Linked DNA regions of Homo sapiens: regions 2 and 3 are each linked to region 1. A link is a loop called in an ENCODE intact Hi-C map of the cell type or tissue named here. Cell type or tissue: heart left ventricle. All regions are shown on one strand.

The links. Hi-C counts contacts between places; a loop is a spot of excess contacts. Peaks named below come from ENCODE experiments on the same cell type or tissue, not always from the same donor. Only the 100,000 strongest peaks of a DNase experiment are listed, where the experiment ranks them.
Region 2: it touches region 1 in a loop (24-fold over the local background); 88 of 110 quality-filtered maps call a loop at or near these places.
Region 3: a loop joins it to region 1, with 4 times the contacts of the local background. A loop is called at or near these places in 28 of 110 quality-filtered maps.

What each region holds. Positions count from the first base shown.
Region 1 is chr10:4,846,320-4,854,319 of GRCh38, reverse strand. AKR1E2 (aldo-keto reductase family 1 member E2) reads right to left here. Exons shown (of 10, transcript NM_001040177.3): 9 at 7,090-7,172; 10 at 6,258-6,832. The coding sequence ends at 6,790. Among named protein-coding and RNA genes, the nearest start is that of AKR1E2, 24 kb to the right of the region's middle. RefSeq lists an enhancer at 4,329-4,623. In heart left ventricle, a CTCF peak has its summit at 4,476 (motif pointing left); a DNase peak (open chromatin) is centred at 4,479; H3K27ac peaks cover 3,197 bases.
Region 2 is chr10:5,280,200-5,288,199 of GRCh38, reverse strand. It overlaps the pseudogene AKR1C7P. Among named protein-coding and RNA genes, the nearest start is that of LINC02561, 13 kb to the right of the region's middle. RefSeq lists an enhancer at 3,440-3,734. In heart left ventricle, a CTCF peak has its summit at 4,503 (motif pointing right); a DNase peak (open chromatin) is centred at 4,539.
Region 3 is chr10:5,620,153-5,628,152 of GRCh38, reverse strand. LOC107984199 (a long non-coding RNA gene) reads left to right here. Exons shown (of 2, transcript XR_001747344.2): 2 at 3,328-3,756. Among named protein-coding and RNA genes, the nearest start is that of LINC02677, 5.9 kb to the right of the region's middle. In heart left ventricle, a CTCF peak has its summit at 4,824 (motif pointing right); a DNase peak (open chromatin) is centred at 4,852; H3K27ac peaks cover 737 bases.

The DNA of each region.
Region 1 (8,000 bases):
GAGTTAAAGACCAGCCTGGTCAATATGGTGAAACCCCATCTCTACTAGAAATACAAAAATTAGCTGGATGTGGTGGCATGCACCTGTAGTCCCAGATACTCGGGAGGCTGAGGCAGAAGAATCACTTGAACCCGGGAGGTGGAGTTTGCAGTGAGTTGAGATAGTGCCACTATACTCCAGCCTTGGCAGCAGAGCATGACTCTGTCTAAAAAAAAAAAAAAAAAAAAAAAAAAACAGTAAAGGAGTAAAAGAATGGCTACTCCATAGACAAAACAGCCCCAAGGGCTGCTGGCTGCCCAGTTTTATGGTTATTTCTTGATGATATGCTAAACAAGGAGTACATTATTTCTGCCTCCCCTTTTTAGACCCTATAGGGTAGCTCCCTGACATTGCCATGGCGCTGGTGGGAGTGTAGCATTGAGGACGACCAGAGGTCACTCTCATCGCCATCTTGGTTTTGGGGGATTTATTGCAACCTGTTTTATCAGCAAGGTCTTTATGACCTGTATTTTGTGTGACCTCCTATCTCATCCTGTGACTTAGAATGCCTTAACCATCTGGGAATGCAGCCCAATAGGTCTCAGTCTCATTTTACTCAGCCCCTATTCAAGGTGGAGTTGCTCTGATTTAAATGCCTCTGACAGTTGTCCCCACTTTCAGTTGTTCCATGTTTCCAGACCAAACCAAAGTCTATCTCACTTATACGGATTGGTGTCTTATGTCTCCCTAAAACATATAAAACTAAGCTGTAACCAGACCACAATGGGCACATGTCCTCAGGATCTCCTGAGGCTGTGTCATGGGTCATGGTTCTCATATTTGGCTTAGAATCAATCTCTTCAGATATTTTACAGAGTTTGGTTTTTTTTTTTTTTTTGGCAACAAGTTCCTCATTGCAATATTGCAATTAACCTTAAACAAACTACTGTGTGTCCAGTCTAATGTATCAAAGAAATACAATTATCTGAAAAAGCTCTAAATATGCCTCCTTTTTCCAACTACTAATTTATGAGGCTGGGGTTTTTTCATGAAGTTTAGCCAAGACATTTTGATTGAATGCAGACTCAGATATGAAATCTACAAAGCCAGACTTATTAAATAAGTTTGCAAACATATAAAACAACGCCAATCTTGTAAATATTTTTCTTTTGCCTTGGGGAATATATTATGAGAGTTTGGCTCTGGTTACTATATGCTACAATAGTTTTTAGGGGCTTACTTTCCCCATTGCTTTGTAAATGATTCTAACTCCTAATTGAATTCAATTTCTTTGTTTCTTCTAGTAACATCTATCCCACTCTGATCATTTCCTGAGGTTTCCTAAATGTTCTTTTGTCTTAAGACATAGCCCCACAACCTCTTTTATCTCTTCAGCTTTAAAATATCCCTCAAGGTCACAGACACACACAGAAGGAAGACCATGTGAGGACACAGAAGGAAAAGTCCTGGAGAGAGGCCTCAGAAGAAACCAAATCTGTTAACACCTTGACCCTAGACTTCTAGCCTCTAAAACTGTGAGAAAATGGATTTCTGCCGTGTAAGCCAAAAAAAAGAATAAAATATTTTTAGAACAAAAACAACAAAATAAAATGAAAATAAAAAAGCAGCAGCAATTCCAGCAGACCTTGCCAATCCATCTCTGTTGTATTTTCTGCTTGCAAACTGTCCTAACCTGCTTCAGCGTAAATTCATTAGACACCAGGTGGGGTGGCACAGTGGTGAAGGTCTGTCCCTGCAGCTGTCACAACTCAATCCCACTTAATCTAACTTAATTTCAGAGATTCTCTTCCTTTGGGTAGTCTCTAGCTAACGGTATTCTCCTTCCATTGATGGAGCTATTTCTGTCTTATTATTTTACAAGAATTAATCGCACCACAGTTTCTGTTGTTGCCCAGCATTTGTTCAGGGCCCTTTGTGCCTGCAGAATCTTCTTCACTAATGAGGGCCGTGATCTATCTTGACAAGAGAAGGAGCCTTTTTCATGCTCTTCAGCTCTTTGAGAATTTTCCACTTCCCCCTAGAGATGCTGATTTTTCTAGCCAAGAAATTGCTGTTTCCGTATCTCCTTCTGATTTAAATATACCGCCTCTGTTTAAAATCAGGGCTGGAAGTAAATTAAGCATATAATGGCTTGAACTCGTGTGACTCACCAATCCAGTCTCACAGTAATTGTTTTTCAATGATTTCCCAGGTGAAGTAATGCTGGTCACCATTGGAATAGAGTTTTGCAGGTTTAATGAGCTCTTCTGTTTCTTTCATCCAAATACTCGTCAATACTGCCAAGAAATGTTTGATTTTCCACTGGCGTCACATGGAACGGAGCTGTGTGTTCAAAGGGTCTGGCACTGTCACTGGGCCACATGCCAGTCCTGTGGGGTGGAATGTGTCCTATCTTCTCGGGAATCAACACCAAAAGTCTCACCCTCTTATTTACATAGTTTAAAAAGATTAATTCCAAGAGAAAGAGTACCTAGTTAACTGTTTCCCACATGGTATGTAATTAAAAGCCCAGCCTCTGAAGCCAGATTTCCCGAGTCAAATTCTACTTACATCACTTTACTAGCTGGGTATTTGCGGGTAATTTACTTAACTTCTCTATTCCTTGGTTATTTCATTTATAAAACAGAAATAATGGTAAATCCTACCTTTCTGTGAAGATTCAGTTAAAACCTGTAACATACTTATAGAATAGTACCTGGCACACAGAAAGCATCGAGTTAGTACTAGCTAATGTTAGGGAGGGATTGGTGTTGGAGCATGGATATAATTCTAAGTGGCAGAGGCGATACGTGACAGAAGTGCACATTAAAAATTGTAGTTTTCCTTGTTCTCCATGTGTTCAAAGTACCAGAAACCAGTTGGTGAAGACAGGCTTCCAGTCCAGCTCTAGCCTCCTAGTGAGGACTGCCAGGCTATGGAAACTGGGCCTAGAGTCACGCCCATTAGCCCTCTCTGCCCAGAGCAGAATCCAACCGGGAGTGACAATGACCACAGTATGGTGGATGTCACATCATCTAATGTTGCTAACCTAGGTCTGGATAGTTGATTTGCCCCAGTGTATGGATACGTAAAAGAATTCAGTCCTGTGAAAATATGCTGCATAACAAGAAAAAGGAACACAATGAAGACACAGGGTCTTGATCAATTTCATGATATAAAATGAAAATGTGCCCAAACCCAGCCAGAGCTGGTCGCATCACATGTCACTGTTCTGTGATCGCCTCCACATGCGTGCCTCTCCCATTTCAACTTGGGTGTTTAAGGGCAAGACCAAGTCTCCCTCATCTTTATAACTAAGGAATAACAATAAAGAAAGCTTGTTGGAGAGCTGGGGTTGAGCTTGAAGCATTGTTTTAGACACATAAAGTTTAAGGTGCATATTAGATGTCTGTGTGAAGAAAAGGAGAAATGGAAGAAAGAGAAAAGATGGAGAAATAAACGTGCTAAAATGCGAATTTTATCATTGATTAAAGTTGGGAACTAATAAATAGTGTCTAAATGCACAGTTCCAAGATTGTGCACATAGTCACCCTGCGGCACCCACAGTGAACTCATAGGAATGCCATGGGGGATTTCACCAAAGACATACAAATGGCCAATAAGCACATGAAAAGATGCTCAGATCATTAGGCAGTAAGGAATTGTAATGAAATCCACAATGAGACACCATTGAACACCCACTAAAACAGCTGTAACAACAACAGGGGCAGACCAAAACTAATGCTGGCGAGGGTGTGGAGAAACCGGAACCTCGCACATTGCTGATGCGACTGTAAGCCTGTGCACTTTGGGAAACAGTTGGCAGTTTCTCAAAACAATCAAACATAAACTGCCATCAGTCAGCGAGGCCCTGCCATCCTCCCCAAGGTCTCTTGCTCCTTGATGCCCATTTGATGCCCATCCACACCTCCCGAATCTGTTTCCAGCTTTTTAAGCCTTTGATTACCACTTATCCTTGGATTTTCCATTCAAATAAAATACGAAAGTGCCAATGAGGAGAAGCAGCTACTGAAACGAGTATCTGAGTATCTCCCAGTCTTAAAGTCAGGAGAGATGCCCACAATCATTTGACGCAGAGGGTCCCTTAAGGGCACACGTTTACACCTCCTCTGTGGACCTTGGTCTCCAGGCCCCAGAGTGGGGAAGAACTTACACAGAAGTCACATTCCCTAGAGAAAAGCAGGGAACCAAAGAAGGGGAGGGCTTGTCAGCTCCACTCAGAATGAACAGACAAGAGGGGCCGGGTTATCAATTACCATCTGAAAAGGGAACTGGGAAATACTGCTCAAGAACGAGGCTGCGTAACTTCTGTGAAACTTTTTAAGCTTTGCAGTTGCCCAGTGTTTGCCTATTTTTGCTATCCATTGTTTCCTTCCTCACTGTGATTGTACAAAGTTGAAGAGGTCTTAAAATCAAAGACAGTAAAAGGCTGCCATCTCCTGTTAAGAGCCGCAGATGCACTGGACCATTAAGTGCTTCCCAGCGCCACCTGGTGGCCAGCTTCACTCAGTTTTCATGCCGGCTGGAAGTAAATCCATGAAATGCAAATAACGTAGTGGATCCTCATTGGCCAGCTATCGTGAGACACCTGACGTATTACTGTTAACCAACTCACGCTACTGTGCAATGGAGCGCTGAGACTCATTCCTCCCAACTGCAACTGTGTCCTTGCTGACCAACCTCTCCTCATCAGCCATCCACCCCTGCCCTCCCCAGCCTCTGGTAACCACCATTCTACTCTCTACTTTTAAGGTCAATGAACAATGGTTTAAGTATAAGTGACAAGGAAAATTCACAAAATAGCAGTTAGATTTTTGACTCTGTGGGAGATAAAATACAAGTCACACACCTACACACGCATGTGTTCACAAGAGTGCTACATGCAGATGACTGTGTCACCTGCTGCATGGCACTATGCCACTGAATCCTAACACCTCTAGGTAGACAGTGACAAAGAGTTTAAAGGTTTAAAAGGTTAAGTAATTTGCACAAAGTCACACAGCTAATGAATGATAAGGAGTCACGAACATGGAAAAATTAAAGGTCCATGGTGGTGGACAGGGCCTGATCGTAGGAAGGTCAAGAGACTCTCCCATTTCCTCAGTCCTTTGTAAACAGTCTTCTGATTAAACTCTCCCTGGAAATTTGGTCAAACCATGACACCCCACCCTCAATCCTACCCCCACTAGGGCGAGGCTCCCATGAAGCTCTTGCACCAGTCATGTCTTTTCGTTTTGGTGACACCCGCAGCAAAGTCCTCTCTTGAGGCCAAGCTAGAAGGTTTCTACACATCCCTGCACATCTGGAAGGCTGGGCAGGGAGGTGGATGAGAAACTGAGGAATGAGGCAATGGCAATGATACTGGTCGCAGTAACAATGCATTCTTCCTAGAACATAACTTGGGCCAGATGCTGTCTCCACAACCGGGAGGTGCTGCAATTCCTCCACTGAGTGGACAAGGACACTGAAGGCTGGGAGGTGAGGCAGTCTGCTCAGGATCACAGAGCTAGAAAAGCACAACTTTTATCTGCAGAACCCACACCTCTGACTCAGCTGGCCTGCTTGTGATAGAGTGAAAATGGGAAGTGATGTGGAGGGGAACTGTCCCCAAACAGTCCCCTTCAGCCACTGGGCAACACCTCCATATCTTCCCTGAACCTGATGCAGAGGGAGGAGGAAATGAGAGGCTTGTTTGGAGGCTGATGTGGGGGACACAAGAAGCGGGAAGAGACCATGGAGTAGACATCAATTTCTTTCTGGCTTAACTCATTTTGAATAGGAGCCAAGGGCCTGTGAGTTGAGAAGTTATATCCCTGGAGATCCGGTATGAATCCCAGGGCACAGGAGCTAGGCCAGATTCACTGAGCAGACAGCAAAGACAGGGATCATGGCGTCTGGACCACAGGAAGTCCATTAACCCACACCCTCTACCAACGCCTGGGCGTGAACACCATGCTCTGCAGGGCCTCCTTCTGATACATGAATCTAAACAGGCTGAATGAGCAGATGTGAGAAAGTGAGCTGTATTTCATCTCCGCTATGGGGGTTCCCCAGGTATAATCTGACTTATCAGAAGACCGTATTAAAAACTAGTATTTAGGAATTAACCAGCTACTTGGGGGGCTGAGGCAGGAGGATCACTTAAGCCCAGGAGGCGGAGGTTGCAGTGAGCTGAGATCACTTGACTATACTCCAGCCTGGGTGACATAGTGAGACTCTGTCTCAAAAAAAAAAAAAAAAAGAAATTAAAATTCAGATTTTTAAGGAAGAAAAAAGCCTCTTTATTGAACTGAAACAGTGTCCCAGACTTATCCCATTTTCCTTCTCACTGGGGGAAGGGAAGGACTCTGCTTTAGAATAACCTGGGGGTCACTGGCAGGGCACAGAAGGAAGTGTAGGTGACGCGGGCTGGCCTGGGGCACAATGGGTGGAGCTGCGCAATGGGGCAGAGACACATTACACTGTTTCCTCAGCTCTGTAGATGGCTTAAATAACTCCATAAGATAAAGTTTTCTTAAAATGTGAAGGCAAATTTCACTGATGACTCATCAGTGTATTTGTTCAGAGTAGAGGCCACACAGGCTGTCTTGGAGAAACCCCATTGCCTTCACTTAGAACACACTCAATTCTCCAGATTTGTCAGAGAAGGTGGCTCTTACATCCCCCTCTGACTGTGTGGCTCCTGTCCCAGGCACAGCTGCCCTGGCGCTGTGATGACAGAGGAGGGTCAACATTGCCAATAGTGTCTGTGCATCTGGGCTGAGCAGAAACAAGGAAGGGGAAGCGTCCTCAGTATTCTATGTGGAAAGGATAGTCTTTGTGATTTTTAGTTCTGAAAAACAGAAAAACAAATCAAAAATAGGAACAAAGAATGATTATTTTTTAAGAGAAACATTTTAAATGGTATATACTTTTAAACTCCCCAGTGCATGAAATTAGCTTCATTCAGTGGCTCATCTTCAAACAGGAAAGAATTATAATGAGAAAGTTTAATTAATCTAAAATGTGTATGATAAATACCTATTCAGACACCAATCATTCAATCTGTATATTCTTCCCTCTGTTTTAAAAAGAAGGAGCCATATTTACATGGGGAACATGGCCAGTCGGAGATTCCTGTTTAGGCTGAGGATGTTATCCATATCGTGCTGTGTTAATTCAAAATCAAACACCTGGAACCAAAACACAATGTTTGTAGAAAACTTAGTTTAATTCACATTTAATGGAGCACATGTTACCTACATAGCACAGTGCTAGACCTGCAAGGGACACAAAGATGTAAAACAAACACTTCATCAGACACTTGGAACTTCCCTGAATCACAGCCTGGATTCCCCAAATGCCCTTTGATTTTGATCATGTGACTGGTGTTGGCTTGGCCTTGGCTACATTTAGGAAGCCTTGGACAGATGGAAATATATACTGCACTCATCTTAGTGGAATAAAGGACATATGGGAATTGTTAAAAGTTATAGCGGCTGGGCGCGGTGGTTCACGCCTGTAATCCCAGCACTTTGGGAGGCCAAGATGGGCAGACCACGAGGTCAGGAGTTTGAGACCAGCCTGGCCAATATGGTGAAACCCCATCTCTACTAAAAATTTAAAAATTAGCCGGACATGGTGGCATATGCCTCTAGTCCCAGCTATTCAGGAGGCTGAGGCAGGAGAACCGCTTGAACCCAGGAGGTGGAGGTTGCAGTGAGCCGAGATCGCACCACTGCACTCCAGCTTGGATGACAGAGTGAGACTCCATCTCAAAAAAAAAAAAAAGGATGGCACAGAATTTTTCCCACTGACTCTGCTACCCCTCAAAACCCCAACAAAACAATTTGTTCCATACACCTGCCAACTAGGGACCCACTTGGCCCTGGGACTATGAACTCTAACAGTACCCATATCACAGAGTACATTTTCTGAGTGATCCATTTTTCTTCCTTGAAAATAGTATTCTTCTCAGCCCTTCCCTCCCCTTTTGTTGTCCCCACACACTGAGGAACAGG
Region 2 (8,000 bases), 430 kb before region 1:
CTCACTACTTCTTACATTAAAAAAAAAAAAAAAAAAACCCATGCTCAGGCTGCTCTCATCTTCCACCTGCTCAGAGCCGCTCCACTCCTGGTTAGAAATGTGAAGGGCCAAGGGCCTAGGGGGAAGTGGAAACCAACATGAATACTTGCTGGCAGCTTTGCTGTGAGGTTGTTGGGGCTGGAAGTATTTGCCAGGGAGTTTCGACCATCCAAACCTTTTGTCACGTAAGAAGCCACTGTGATTCAGAACATTAGGTAATTCGATGGGAAGACTTAGGGGGCACAACATCACAGTAAGGACTGAAATACAGCCATCCACTCAGTTCATGGCAGAGAACTTGAAGTGTCACACTCTGGTCACGGTAACGTAAGGGCAGCTTTGGGGTTGCTTTGGAGGGATTGCCCCCAAAATGAGAGACCAATGGATGGGCTCAATCTTGGTAGAACTCTGTCATGAGATATCACGAGATAACAGCTGCCAGAAAGGGTCAGTAGGTTTTCAATGACATAATTATCCATTTCATCCATTAGGCATAATGTGTGTCTTACATATGTTATATGTAATGTTTATTACTCTTAGAAAAGACAGAAAAAAGTGCCATAGAGAATAGAACAAAATTCCCCATAACCCCCTCATTTACCATAATAAATTGTAATACGTGCACGTGCTTAATATTCAGACATTTCAAATGCACTAAGTGAAAAAGAAGCTTCCTTAATACTCTAATTGGTGTTTTTACCTTAAGTCACTGCAGGAACGAGAAGCTTTTTTCCTGCGTGTGTGTTGTGCTGTCTTTTGTCCTGCTGTTCTAGGAAGCTTGCTAGGGCAGAATCTCAGATGTAGTCATTAGACTATCCACTGTTTGAAATTTGAGGCAGAGCGTGTACATATTATCATCCTAACGTTGCAACGCCAGCTTGGTGAGGTGACGTCTGTGTCCTGGGTAAAACCAGGCCAACTATTGACTGCAACCCTTACTAATAACATAAACAGTTGATTAACACCTATTTTGCATGTTATATGTATGGTATACTGTATTCTTATAATACAGCAAGCTAGAGAAAAGTAAGCTAGAGAAAAGAAACTCAAGAAAATCATAAGGAAGAGACAATATATTTGCTACTCATTAAGTGGAAGTAGATCATTACAAAGGTCTTCATCCTTGTCTTCTTCACACTGTGTAGGCTGAGGAGAAGGAGGAAGATGAAGGGTTGGGGTTGCTGTCTCTGGGGTGGCAGAGGCAGAAGAGGTGAAGGAGGGGGAAGGGAGGCAGGAGAAGTAGGCACACTTTGTAATTTTGATTGAAAAAAATTCATGTATAAGTGGGACTGTGCAGTTTAAACCTGTGTTATTCAAGGGTCAGCTGTAATATGTATGTAGTGTGTGTGTGTGTGTGTGTGTGTGTGTGTCGATTGACCTGTCCTTCCTATTGAGTGCCTTAGAAAAATTCTCCCAGTATCAGAAGTTTTCCCGTTGGTTATTCTTGTACAATTGATTCATATGGAATGAGATGTGATTTTTCCATGCTCCAGGGTGAAGCCAATTCCACTAATTTATTTGGGAGTAGAAGCTTACAGGAGGTTAGTTGCTGTCCTCGGAGTGTGCAAGTCTATCATGGAAACCCAAATGATCAAAAGGGGAGCAGGAGGCCAGCAGACTATGAAGATGCTATTGGATAGCAGAGACATGGGCTCAACCTAAATGCCCGTCCGTGGTAGACCAGATAAAGAAAATGTGGTACATAAACACCGTGGAATACTGTGAAGCCACAAAAAAGAACTAGATCACGTCCTTTGCAGCAACATGGATGAAATTTGAGGCCATTATCCTAATCAAACTAACACAGAAACAGAAAACCAAATACTGCACGTTCTCACTTACATGTGGGAGCTGAACAACACACAGGGATACTGGGAGGGGAACGACAGACATCGGGACCTTTTGAGGTTGGAGGATGGTGGAGGGAGGGGATCAGAAAAAATATTTATTGGGTACTATGCTTATTACCCAGGTGACAATCTGTACACCAAACCCCTGTGACACAGTTTACACATATAACAAACCTGCACATGTGTCCCTGAACCCAAAGTAAAAGATTAAAAAAAAAAAGGAAAATGCCATTGTGGAAATACATGGATTTTCTCTGAGTCAGGCAGATCGTTGACTCCTCTTACTCCTGTTTTATAGACCCCCAAGAGCAAGGCTGGTGAAGCCACCGAAGTGGCTATTGATGCAGGCTTCCGTCACATTGATGCGGCGTTCTTCTACCAAAACGAGGAGGAGGTCGGAAAGGCCATTCGAGAGAAGATTGCTGATGGCCCTGTGAAGAGAGAGGACATTTTCTACACCACTGAGGTGAAATTTCTGTGTGTGCAGTGGCCAGAGGCCACCGTCAGTTCAGATGTATTATTTAGAAAAACAATGTGGTCTCAGAACAATGTATTTACCTAATATTGTGAAGGCACATTATCAAAACATAGGAACAATGTATTTCTTACCTAATATTGTGAAGGCACGTTATGAAAACATAGAAAAGGCTTTTCTCTGAGATGTGTGAAAGGTGGGACACTGTTCTTCAATGTCTCTGAGCGGCAGGTATTATTCATATATGAGATGAGATCGATAATACTTAAGTAACTGTTATACGATTACCCAAGGCATTCTGGGGCCACTCCGTTGATTGTTCAGTAATTGTTCTCAGGACGTATCAAGTGAGGTTGGGATGTTATTCAGAAAAGGGAGCCAGACTGGGAAATACTTTTTTATTTTTCAACTCAGCATTGAGTTTCCTGAATGTTATAACATTTTCCTAGGGTGGAAAACCTTTCTTCCAATGTAAATAAAGCCTTGGTTACTGGCGATACAGCCTATGCCTGTTTACACTGACGACAACTTGTTTTTAGAATGCATCTCTCAGCAGAATTGTTTTGAGGAATTCATTATACAGGACAGTAGATTCCATTCCCCGTGTCCTGACATTTCTCGACTGCTCTCAGAGGACGATGCCATTAACCCTTGATGCATTAAAGTTGATTTTCCTGCTCCATCTAAGTTTTATTCACAGTTTTCTTACATTGCAGTCATTCAAGTAAATCTCAGCATCTCATCAAGGATGTAATTTACCCTGAATAATACAAATGTAGCCCCAGTTCTTCTAGTTTGAGACCACAGTGTTTTGTTACTCATGTGTCAATTTCTGTTATGTTTAATTTTGGTCCCCAAGTGTGTGAAATCATAAGCTACTTTTTATTTCTTTTGTTCACTGCAGCTTTGGACAACTTTCTTTAGACCAGAATTAGTTCGCCCAGCCCTGGAAGGGTCACTGAAGAAACTTCAACTGGACTATGTCGATCTCTTCATTATCCACAATCCATTGGCTATGAAGGTCAGCTTTTGTTTTTTCCTTCTTATGCCCCAAACAGTTTCATCACTGTTACTAGCACCTCCATTGTCTCATTCCAGCTTGATTTCCTGGGTTCTTTCCGAGAGGGGTAGGTTTGAGTGAATTGCATAGAATTGCTAAATCATTCACGAGTCTCCTTCACAGCCGAATGACATTGCAATTTTCTGTCTGTGCTCATCCCCCAGCCTTAAGCGAGATGCAGGTTCGATGATCTCACTTCCTCTATGCTAGAAACATGAGGGCATTGCCCTGCATTTCTTAGTGCTTGTGTTCCTGAGTGTAGGTTCTGAGCTATTAGGTTACTACAGACTACAGAGATACAACGTGAAATCTCCACCTCTTTATGGTGAGGGTCTCTCCCGTATGTACCCTCAGCCCACAGGAGAGAGAGGTACATGGGATGGCACATGTGGCACAACTGGACTCCTTTGGGCTTCAGTGATCCAACCTCTCATCACAGTGGACATTGGCTGAGCACATCTGATGTCCTCATTATCCAAGTTGGGTGAGCATAAACGGGGGCTAAACACACTGATCAATAGTTATGGTAAGCGCTGTCTTCCACACCAGCCTGTCCTTCAGAAATGAAATAAATTTCAACTGTAGGGACGGCATTCTTAGTGAAGTGTGGGGGTGTATGGAGGAAGGAGCCTGCAGGTAACTGGAGAAAAAGTGTTTTGCTACAGTCTCTCAGACTGTTCTCATCTTTCTTTTTTCCCATGTCTTCTCTTACCAACCCTCACCCCAAACACGCACATGCACATCCACACATATCCATATCCACACACATACACTCATGCACACACACATATGCACACAGGCACACACACATGCACACACATACACACGTCTGCACATGCAGACACACAAGCACATACATCCACACACATGCACGCATGCATGTTCAGATTAATAATCACAGCCTTCTGAAAGTGGTGTGGCTAAGCTCCTTAGGCGCCAGAAAGGGAATTCTCATAGAAAACCTTCTTCTTTATCCTCTGTTTTCCAGCCTGGGGAGGAATTGCTGCCTAAGGATGCCAGTGGAAACATTATTTTTGATACTGTGGATCTTCGTGACACATGGGAGGTATGTTCTGCTGCAGACACCAGGTGGCACTGTGTGGTGAGGTTGGAATCACAGAAGGAGGGGTCAAAAGAGATGGGGTTTTGCTCCAGCAGTTGTTTGACCTCAGACGTGGAACTTCTCTGCGCCTCCGTGTTCTCATCGTTGAAGTGAGGGAGTGGAATGAGATAACCCCTACGGTCCATTTTTAATTTTAACTTCTATGGCTCTACATAGACATGGAAGCAGCTTTACCCCTGAGATCAGGTTGAGGACATGAGCCCTAAAGAGGAGTCAGCATAGAGAAGCACAAAAGGAGTCAGCGCTTTATCCCGGGACAGAAACACATCACAGAGGAGGAATAGCTGCGGCCTGACTCAGCAGGAGGGTGGAAGGTGCAGGACAGTGAACCCGCCCTTGCAACACCTATACCATTCATTTATTTTTATCGTTGTAGAAAGAGGTAGCAACAAACCCTTTACTAGAGGAAAAGCTGAGAGTTTCTTTTGCCCTTGACTATGGTGTAGTTTGTTAACTATTGCATCCTAACAGCAAAATAGGTACCATAGAAGAGAGTGGGATAGGTAAGAGGAAATGGAAAAGCAGCTTTATGTTTATTTGGTGTCCCCAGTGTGCATGTAATAGAATTAAGGAGACAAATATGTACGCAGAACAAGAAAAGGCATTCAAAATTAATTTATTCAAGGGATAAAACGGTTTGATTCATTATAATCGTAGTATATCATAAATCAGATTTTCGGTTTATAAAAAGTCAGTGACAAACGAAATGGACAAACTACAGTAAAGGTCTACCACCCATTTCCTCCCTCCCCAGGCCCTGGAGAAGTGCAAAGAAGCAGGTTTAACCAAGTCCATCGGGGTGTCCAATTTCAATCACAAACTGCTGGAACTCATCCTCAACAAGCCAGGGCTCAAGTACAAGCCCACCTGCAACCAGGTGAGCCGTTAGCCCACCGGGGCCTTCTCTGACTTTCTGCTCTTTACACACTTCCTGCTTAATCATGCTTCCAAGTTTCTGGCTTTATATCACCTGTGTAGATGACAGCTACTTTCATAGAAATAGAAAATACTAGAGAAAAACAGTTTGAGTGGAGTAGAAGAGCCTGACTTCAGTTCTTTGGGGATGGGTGTGAAGTTCCTATGAGACAGCCAAGCGGAGGCAGAGTTGGGAGGTGGTCGCTTTGGTCTGGAGCTCAGGGGGTGGAGGTGGAGACACAGTGTTTGAAATTATTGCTGTATAGATGGTAACAACTCACAGACAAGGATTAGCTCTCCTAGGGAAAGTTCATGGAATGAAAAGGAACAGGCAGGAAAGTTCACAGGAGAGGGTGAGGCAGAGAGGCACTGGCAAGGAGATTGAACAGGAGCTGCCAGACAGGTGGAGACAGCCAGGAGACTGTGGTGTCGGGAGCCAAAGAAAGAGCATTGAAGTGGCTTGAGTCAGACATAGGTAGGTCCTACTGTGAGCAAACACTCCAATAGGGAAAGATAAAAGTGGCTGGATTTAGTGGCATGGAGGTTATGGGAAGCCATGCAGGGCCTGATCCAGAGTGGTAAGCACTAAAGCCAGATCAGAGGAAAGGAGTGAGAAAGAGGAGGTGTATAAATCGTAATCAAAACATATGATTTTAAAAGAAACATCCAATATAGCCAAATATCAAACATGATTTATGACATTGTTAAGTTTAAAGCTTTGTGTAGACCATTTTGATAATTATACAAAAAGCAGTTCAAAAATGTATACTCTGTCTTAGTTTTATATTTCTAGGGATATTTGTAGACAAGACGTGTTAAAAACTCCCATCTATATTATATAGTAATATAATATATATTAACATATATATATAATTTCTAAAACCAAATGATTAGAATTTTGAATATCCACAAATGAGGAATTAATTAAAGTTCTGATGGCTTCATAGAGATCTTTGAGAGGATATTATGAAGACTAATAGCAAAAAGGGAAAGCTTATGTTATAATATTATATCAAAAGTATATCAGAGAATTATATACTATTCTGTTTTTCAGGATGCTTTTAAGCCACAAGAAACAGAAAACTCAATTCAAACGGGCTTAAAGTTGATTCATTTATAGAAAGTTTGGGTCTTTGTTGCTCTAGAAGCTGTAAGATACTCTCTTGAAATGAATATATTTTGTCTGTGCTCCATGTTTGATCGCTTCAGAATGGCTCCTCATGGCAATTGGGCTATAGGTCTCCTCATTCATGTTCAGCACAGCAGAGAGGGTTTTCTGGAGCTGTTTCTAAAGAGAGAAGAATAATGGTCACAGAAGTTTTCTAGCAATTTTTTTCTCATGTTTCATTGGCTTGAACAACATATTGTGCCTTTCATAAACCAATTAATGTAAGAGAAAGGAAGTTTGTGACACAAAAGTGTGAACTGGCTTCTTCTGGGGCACAGAAACTGAATATGGAGGAAGGGAGAAATAACTGAACAAAATCAGGATTCTTATAAAATATGCTAATCTATACTATTCAGTACATATACTAATTTTAAATTATTTAACATCTTAAGAATAATAAAAATGACTAAAATTAAGCACACAAAATGATTAGAGGTTGCTACGTGGTTCTGGTAAAATTCTAGGTGACCTTGTTGTATTTTTTCCTATATCTGACATGAAAATATTTCTTTTATAACTTTTAAAAGTTTTTATTTTTGTAAATTTTTAAAAAAAGATATAGAGAATATGAGGAGTTCAAAAAGTTCATGGAAAAATGGAATTAAAAGATGTTTATAAATATATGAACTATTTTTCAAAATAAGCTTTACCAAATTCAGTATAGTTTTTAAAGCATAAGTATATGCTTATGAGTATATGAACTAAGTATGTGAACTAATAGCAAATAGTAGCCATTTAGTTCATCTCTAAATAACTGAGAGTCCTGGTAATTTAATCATGTCAATGTATTCTTTTTATTTTTTACATTATTAACTGTAAGAAAAAGAGTCTCTGTTAAAGATTCTTAAAGATTCAGACACAAAAAGAACTCAGAAGGAGCCAAACCAGGACTGTAAGGTGGATGACTAATGATTTTTCTATCAAAATTCTTGCAAAATTGCCCCTGCTTGATGAAAAAAACGAGTAGGAGCATTGGTATGGTGAAAAATAATCTCTGGTGAAGCTTTTTGTGGGTGTTTTCATACTAAAACTTTGGCTAATTTTCTCAAAACAGTTGCTATTCTTCTTTAGCCCTCCAGAGAGTCAATAAGCAAAATGCCCTGAGCATCCCAGAAAACTTGCTATGACCTTTTCTCTTGATTAATCTCCTTTTGCTTTGCCTGGATCATTTCCACATCTTGGTAGCGATTGCTTTGATTTTGCTTTGTCTTCAGGATTGTACTGGCAAAGCCATGTTTCACCTCATTTTACAATTCTTTGAAGATGCTTCAGGATCTTGATCTCCCTTACCTAAAATTTCCTTGGAAAGCTTTGCTCCTGTCTGTAGCTGATCTGGCCACAACAGTTTCGTCACCCATGAATTGGAAAGT
Region 3 (8,000 bases), 770 kb before region 1:
CCTCCTCCAAATTCATATTTTGAAGCCCTAACTTCCAATGTGATTATATTTGGAGGTAGGGCCTTTAAGGGGGTGAGTAAGGTTAAAGGAAATCATAAAGGTGGGACTGTTCTCTTCAAAAAAACTGGTGTTCTTATAACAAAAGGAAAAAGACACCAGAGATCTCTGTCTCAGACAGAAAAAGCTACGGGAGGACACAGTGAGAAAGTGGCTGTCTGCACGCCAGGACAACAGCCCTCACCAGAACCCAACCACACCAGCACTTTGACCTTGGACTTCCAGCTTCCAGGACCGTGAGAAAATAAATGTCTGCCGTTTAAGCCATCCAGACTGTGGTACTCCGTTATAGTAACCAGTGAGACAGTACCCACCCCACCTGCAGTCCTGGAAGGCACAGGTCAGTGTGTGGGTTCTGGATATTTGTGGCTTTAGCAACTGGAATTTTTATTTATTTATTTGAAATAGGGTCTGACTCTGTCACCCAGGCTGGAGTTCAGTGGCGCAATCACAGTTCATAGCAGCCTTGAACTCCTGGGTCCAAGTGATCCTCCTGCCTCAGCTTCATGAAAAACTGGGACCACAGGTGTGCACCACCATGCCTGGCTATTTTTAAAAATGTTTTGTAGAGATGGGATCTCGCCATGTTTCCCAGGCTGGTCTTGATCTCCTGGGCTCAAGAAATCCTTTCACCTTGGCCTCCTAGATTGCTGCGATTATAGGCGTGAGCCGCTACGTTCGACACAACTGGAATTTTTAGATGCCAATGTAGTCTCAACACTTTCTCCAGACATCCACACTAATGTGGTGAGGTGTATTGCTGGCTTAAAACAACAACAGGCCGGGCGCGGTGGCTCACGCCTGTAATCCCAGCACTTTGGGAGGCCGAGGCAGGCGGATCACGAGGTCAGGAGATCGAGACCATCCTGGCTAACACGGTGAAACCCTGTCTGTACTAAAAATACAAAAAAATTAGCCCAGCGTGGTGGCGGGCGCCTGTAATCCCAGCTACTTGGGAGGCTGAGGCAGGAGAATGGCGTGAGCCCTGGAGGCAGAGCTTGCAGTGAGCCGAGATCATGCCACTGCACTCCAGCCTGGGCGACAGAGCAAGACTCTATCTCAAAAAAAAAAAAAAAAAAACAGCAACAACACACCACAACAACGCCAACGTGTTCCCTGCCTATCCTCCTTCTCACTGTGAAACATATTTCGGACTGTGGAGAAAGCTTTCTAGTTAAGCAGGAAATTCCTTTCCATCTTTCAGGGCCCAGCTCATTTCTGACCCTTGTGAATGTTCCTTAATTTCCTCCCAGACTGAAGAATCCTTCTCTTTCTGGGTTTCCAGGTACCTTGCTTGTAACTCTACCCAAAGCACTTTGCTTTTAATTCTATAACAGTTCCTATCTTTCTTGATTCGAATACTTTATTCACGTGCTTGTAAAGTTTCCCAGACTGCAAGGACCTTGAGGCTAGAGGCCAGGTCCTGTCTGCCCTCACCCCAGCAGCTCCATGCCCAGCACACAGCCTGGCTCAGAGAATGAGCTCCGAACATGTTTGCAGGATGAGGGCCAAGGTGAACAGTGGCCTTCAGGGGCCCTGGCTGCTGGTGCCATGTGGGAGGGACATCTGTTGGTTCCCATCCGTCATTCCGGTTGCACCTGGCTGCTGCGCTCATTCGGCACAGAAGGCTGAACCGGGCACCTCAGTCATTTTTATTTTTTAACCATCATTTCCCAGGGTGACCCTGAGCCGGGCCGCAGCAGTGGAGGGAGCCCTGTTGTGGGAGCAGGTCTGGGATGACTGTGTGCTGAGGGCAGTTGTGAGGTCAGTGGGTAAAGGGAGGAAGTTGCCCTTTGGCAGTGTTTAAAATCTGGAATCTAAGTTTTATTCATGGTGTGGTGTAGATGAGTGAATATGCAACTATCTGAGTGTGTTCCCCACACAAGGGAGTCATCCCTCCCAGCAGATTTCCAGAACCTCTCGGAATAAACCTTCTGGCCCGTGTGTGGATCAACAACAGCTGCTCTCTCACAGCTGCCACAATTGTAGCTGTCCTTTAGGGCTTCTAAACTTCCAACCAGGGTGCCCTGGCAGAAAGCACTTCATGACGAGTCCAGAGTGAGCCCAGCATTGGGAAGGCTGCAGCACCTGTCTCCAAGCCAGAGTGGTGGCAAACCCAGAGACCAAGAGGGGCAGCCTTGCCATCAATGATGTCGCCTTTGGATCCCTGGGCATCTCCAAGGGGCTTCACCTGCTGCCCATGCAGGGCTCCCCACTGGATGCGGCCTGGCTCAGGGTCCACCTGGGAAATGAGAGCAAAAGCACATTATTATGATGGCTCCACTCTTTTCATGGGAAAAAGTATATATTTAGGATTAGCCAGCTGGATGCAGTTTATTTTATTTTTTAATTAATTACTTTTAATTTTTGAGATGGGGTCTCACACGGTTACCCAGGCTGGAGTGCAGTGGTATGATCATGGCTCACTGTAGCCTCAACCTCCTGGGCTCAAGTGATTCTCCCACCTCAGCCTCCTGAGTAGCTGGGACCACAAGCGTGAGCTACCATGCTGCGCTAATTTTTAAAAATTTTTAAAAATTTTGTAGAGATGAGGTCTCACTATGTTGCCCAGGCTGGTCTTGATCTCCTGGGTCCAAGGGACCCTCCCACCTTGGCCTCCCAAAGTGCTGGGCTTACAGGTGTGAGCCACCATGCCCAGCTCTGGACACAGTTTAGATGACCCGGTTTTGTGGGCAGCATCCAAACCATCTTAGCCAGGTGCCAATTGAACCTCGGGCCTGAGCAGGGTATGGGCCTTGGGCATACCGATGTCGGAGGGCTTCTTTCCAGCCTGTTTGCCCAGCGCCTGCCAGCTTTGACATCCATAAGAAGCACGTGTGTGGTTGTCTTCTGTTAGGCTGGTGCAAAAGTAATTGCGGTTTTTGCCATCTAAAGTAATGGCAAAAACCATGATTACTTTTGCACCAATCTAATAACGTCTTTATGGCGGACTCGGGTTGGGGACGCTCCTTCGGGTGCTCTTCCGAGGATAGCTGGGCTGTCTCCGGAGCTGCAGCGTCTTGGGCCGCCGGAGGGTGGCTGACGGCGGATCTACTTTTTGTGGCTGTGGACACCTTTCAGCACCGCCTCCTTGGTCCTCAAAGCCCCTACTGTGGCTTGGGCTTTGGGAGGGGCAGGCGCTTCCTTCATTACCTTGGGCGCCATCTTGAGAAAAGGGTCCTGGCAGTTCCGTTTCCGGTGCCTCCCGCGGGTGGCGAGCCTTCGAGATGGCCGCATCGGGCAAGTGCTGCTGTCTTCTCTGCTTTACAGATGTGGGGAGGTCTGGGAGGTTAAACCGTTTCCTCCAGATCACATTCCCGGGAAGACGAACCCAGCTGTGCCTGACTGCTCCTTTCTTCTCACTGCTTCTGCGGAGGTGGAGACGCCCGCGTAGCCCGTGTTGTCTTCCTCTGCCCACTCCAGGCCAAGCATCCCCCTTCCTGTCACGCGCTCTTTGATGGCTTCACTGTCCTGGACACCCCCTCAGATCTGTGCTGTCTCAGAGAAAGCAAGCGAGAATGGGCCCACGGTGCTCCTCGTCTTTGGAAATGGATTTTACCTTTATAAGTGAGAGCTTTCAGAGGCACAGAGTCCTGGGGCTGCATAGGAACAGGGGGCCTGGTCGGGGCTCTTTTCCTTTCCGGGACCTCTTTCTCTATAAAGAAAATAAAAATGCGATTTGAGGACTGTTGGTACAAATATGAATGTAATCTAGGCTGGATTCATAACTGTATATTATTATTATATTAAAATTTGACTTGAAAAGAAGTGGGGGCTGGGCGTGGTGGCTCACGCCTGTAATCCCAACACTTTGGGAGGCTGAGGTGGGTGGATCACGAGGTCAAGAGATCGAGACCATCCCGGCTAACATGGTGAAACCTCGTCTCTACTAAAAAATACAAAAAAATTAGCTGGGCGTGGTGGCGGGCGCCTGTGGTCCCAGCTACTCGGGAGGCTGAGGCAGGAGAATCGCTTGAACCCAGGAGGCAGAGGTTGCAGTGAGCTGAGATCAAGCCAGTGCACTCCAGCCTGGGCGATAGAGCGAGACTCTGTCTCAGAATAAATAAATACATTAATTAATTAATAAGAGTGGAAGTAAGAACGTTTTCTTGGGTCCCTAAAATATTGTGGGCTCCAGACACTGGAGGATAAGTCACCCCGAGTGTCCTACCCTTTATAATGAGTGGGAATTTAGCCATGGGGCTGGGCCGAAAGGGGCTGCTTTGGGGAAGTGATCCTTCTGGGATCCTGTAACTGCTGAAGATCAGAACAAAAGGGGAGATTGTTGAGGTTAGCTTTTTAACTTTTTTGAGACAGGGTCTCACTCTGTCACCCAGGCTGGAGTGCAGTGGCGTGATCTTGGCTCACTGCAGCCTTGATTTCTCATGCTTAAGCAATTTTCATGCCTCAGCCTCCAGAGGAGCTGGGCTGGGACTACAGGTACACACCACCATGCACGGCTGATTTTTTAATTTTTTGCAGAGACAGGGTCTCCCTATGTTGCCCAGGCTGAGGTGAGCTTTTTAGTGTCACCATTAAGCTGCTTGAAGCTCGGGGTCCTCTGCATGTTCTTAGTTTTCATGAATGAGCTGCAGGTTCACCCCTAAATATTTGCCAGCCACTGCTCAGGCACAGGTTTGTGGTCTGAGTCGTTGGTGCGCAGACGTCCTGAACTCCATTGGCCCTGACCTGCGGGTGACAGGTGCAGCAGGCTCAAAAGCTGCCCAGGTCCATTTGCACCCTCCTGGTGTTTAGCGTTTGGCCACACGGGGGCACGAGCGGGACAGCCTAGATCGGCCTGCGTCCCATCTGGGCCGTGGGAGGAGCCGCGGGAGAAGCCTTGGGCCTCGCCAAGCTGACTGTGGCCTGGGCCCAGGAGGGTGTCATCTAGAAGGCCCCTGCTCCCTGCCACCATCAGTAATCCCCAGCCCTGGAGGCATTGAAGGCAACTCAGTCCCAGGGAGCCACGGGCTGGGTGGAGCTGGGCCACCCTGATTACAGGTCGTTCAGAGCTGGTGGCCTGGGGGTGTCACACCCCGGGCCTCGGACTTCTTACCTGAAACACGCAGGGTGCCTGCGAAAGGTCTCAAAGGTCACTTTATGCTCTCAATTCTTCTAAAATTAAAATTAATTTAAAAAGACTTTTTCAGCTTTATTGAGGTATAATTAACAAATAAAAATTGTATATATTTAAGGTGTACATGATGCTTTGATATATGTATAGACCGAAATGATTATCAGTCAAACTAATGAACAAACCCATCAGCTCACGTAGCGACAGTATTTCTGTGTGTGTGGTGAGAACACTTAAGATAAAATCTTTTAGCAAATTCCCAGGATACAGTATTATTAACTGTACTCATGATGCCATACATTAGATCTCAAATAACTTACTCATCCTGCATAGCTAAAATGTTATACCCTTTGACTGACTCAGATCTTAATTCTGCAGAAAATGCACCAGGGCTGAAGTGTAAGGAGACAAGGAGGGTCTCCAGGGACCACCATAGGATTTTTTTTTTTTTTTTTGAGACAGGGTCTAGCTCTGTTGCCCAGGCTGGAGTGCAGTAGTGTGATCACAGCTCACTGCAGCCTTGACCTCCTGGGTTCAAGTGATCCTCCCATCTCAGCCTCCTGAGTACAGCTGGGACCACAGGTGTGCGCCACCACATCCAGGGACCGGAGGAATTTAATCCAGTTGAGCCATCAGCCTGGGTTACAGCCTCCTGCCCTGCAGCCTACTCTTCCCAACCCTGGGTGGAATGAGGCCACCCTGTTGGTCAGAACCAGCTCCTGAAAGACCCTGGCAACTTAGACGTGAATCCCAGTGAACTTTCCTCATGACAATGCTAAGTCTCTACCCTGGAAAAGCTGCAGCTTCAGGACCATAACATGCAACCCATGTGCTGGCATGATGACAGGGTCCTGTGCCACAGAGACCCCTGCTCTACATGCGACGATGCACCCTCTGCCCTCTCCATTGCCCCATAATACCCTCCTGTCACTTTCCCTTGGAGAGACACTGCTTTGAGAATATGCCCAGTGCCCTCCTTATTGGAGCCAAGTAATAAACTCATGGATCAAAACTTGCATTCTCACAGAGAGTCATTGTTGCTTGACAGGGGAATGAACCCTGCTATTTTTCGGGTAGCAGAAGCTCATGTTTCATGGCACGGCCAGTTTCTGATACCTGCTTGGCCATTACCTTGGCTGGGTGACGTGAGGCAAGTCACCTTTCCTCTCAGATTCTCTCTTTGTGTGTTGTTGGCCCTGTCATTTCATTTTTTATTTTTGTTTTTGAGACAGTCTCATTTTGTCACCTAGGCTGGAATGCAGTGGCATGATCTCAGCTCACTGCAACCTTCGCCTCTTGGGTTCAAGCACTTCTCGTGCCTCAGCCTCCCAAGTAGCTGGCACTACAGGTACACACCACCATGCCTGGCTAATTTTTGTATACTTTGGAGAGACGGGGTTTCGCCATGTTGTCCAGGCTGGTCTTGAACTCCTGAGATCAAGTAATCCTCCTGCCTCAGCCTCCCAGAGTGCTGGGGTTACAGGCGTGAGCCACCGCACCCAGCCAGCCCTGTCCTTTCAATGGACCCTAGCTTGTCTGGGAGCATTCTTTGTGGGGTGAGAGGGGAGTCCATGTAAACTTTGTTTTCTACCTCCATCCCCCACACTGGCTGAGGAAGTTCTGGCTGGGGGCTGTCTCAGAGGAAGGGGGCTGCCTACAGGGGGCCAGGTGATTCCATCACCCGGAACCTCGAACCTTCCACTGTCCTGCTGCTGAGGCCTGGAGGGACAGTTGAGTCTGGGGAGAAAAAAAGCCAGGAGAACTGTGCCTGAAGTAGAAAGTCCACTAATTTGTCCCACAACCATAACCCTGCACCCCCGGCTCCCACGCGGCTTCGTCCGGACCCGGCAATGAACCGCTTCCCCAGGTGCTTGTTATTTAAACTGTCTCCACCATCCTGTGACTTCTCTTAAATTTAACCATCTTGGTGTCTTGCCATCCGGCCCCGAACAGGGGTGTGGAGGAGTTAGCTGGGTGCTGACGGATGAACGCAGAGTTCTGGGTCCTGCTCCGGGTTCGTTTTGTAGAAATGTATCGAGGGAATGAATCATTTTCATCAATGGGTGTTTTCCCTCCTATCTTTTCATTTCTTTTTGTTTTAGGACATCTTAGTATCTTGGAATTCTGGGAAGGAGAATGTAAACATTTTTCAGAACCAGCATTTTCCCGTCTTCTGTTTGGTCTGGGGCGTGTCTTGGCCTCTCCTGGGATGTGGTGGCTGTGGAAGGCTGGTGGGGGTGCACCTTCCACAGCACCCCGAGACCCTGGGTAGCTCCCACGTGCCTGCTCTTGCTTTCAGCCCTAAGGGCCAGCTGGTGGGGCCGCCACTCAGCTCAGGGCTGGTGCAGGGCGCTCAGGGCATGTCTTTTGTCCTGATGGGCTCTGGAGGCCGCAACCTCAATTCTGCCTTTTGGTTTTCCCAAGTGAAGGAGAAACACCCAGCCCGGGGTGGGTGGGATGACGCTCGGCTCCGAGTGGAGGCTGGAACACAAAGTGAGTTTCTCCGGAGTGTGGGTTCCTCCTCTGCCATGTGGCAGCCTCCCCATTTCTTCCTCCTCCCCCTGTCCCACGCACTCATCAACCACCTAAGCCTAAACCACTTTCCCAGCGGCTCCCTCCTCCTTCCTCTGTGGATCCTGGGACTCTGTGGCCCATGAGATACCTCCAGCTTCCCTGACCTGGAGGCCAAGGTCACCTGCCCAGTAGCCTTAACTTTGGCAGGGCAGGTGTCCCGAGACCTCCCTCCCTGGGACCCCAGCCACCTCCCCCACAGCCTGCCCATTCTCCATCCCCCCTCCCTGTAAGCCAGGCTCCAAAGCCAGTCATAACAAGGCACAAGAAAGGAAAGCGGAGAAAAGGAAAAACGTGT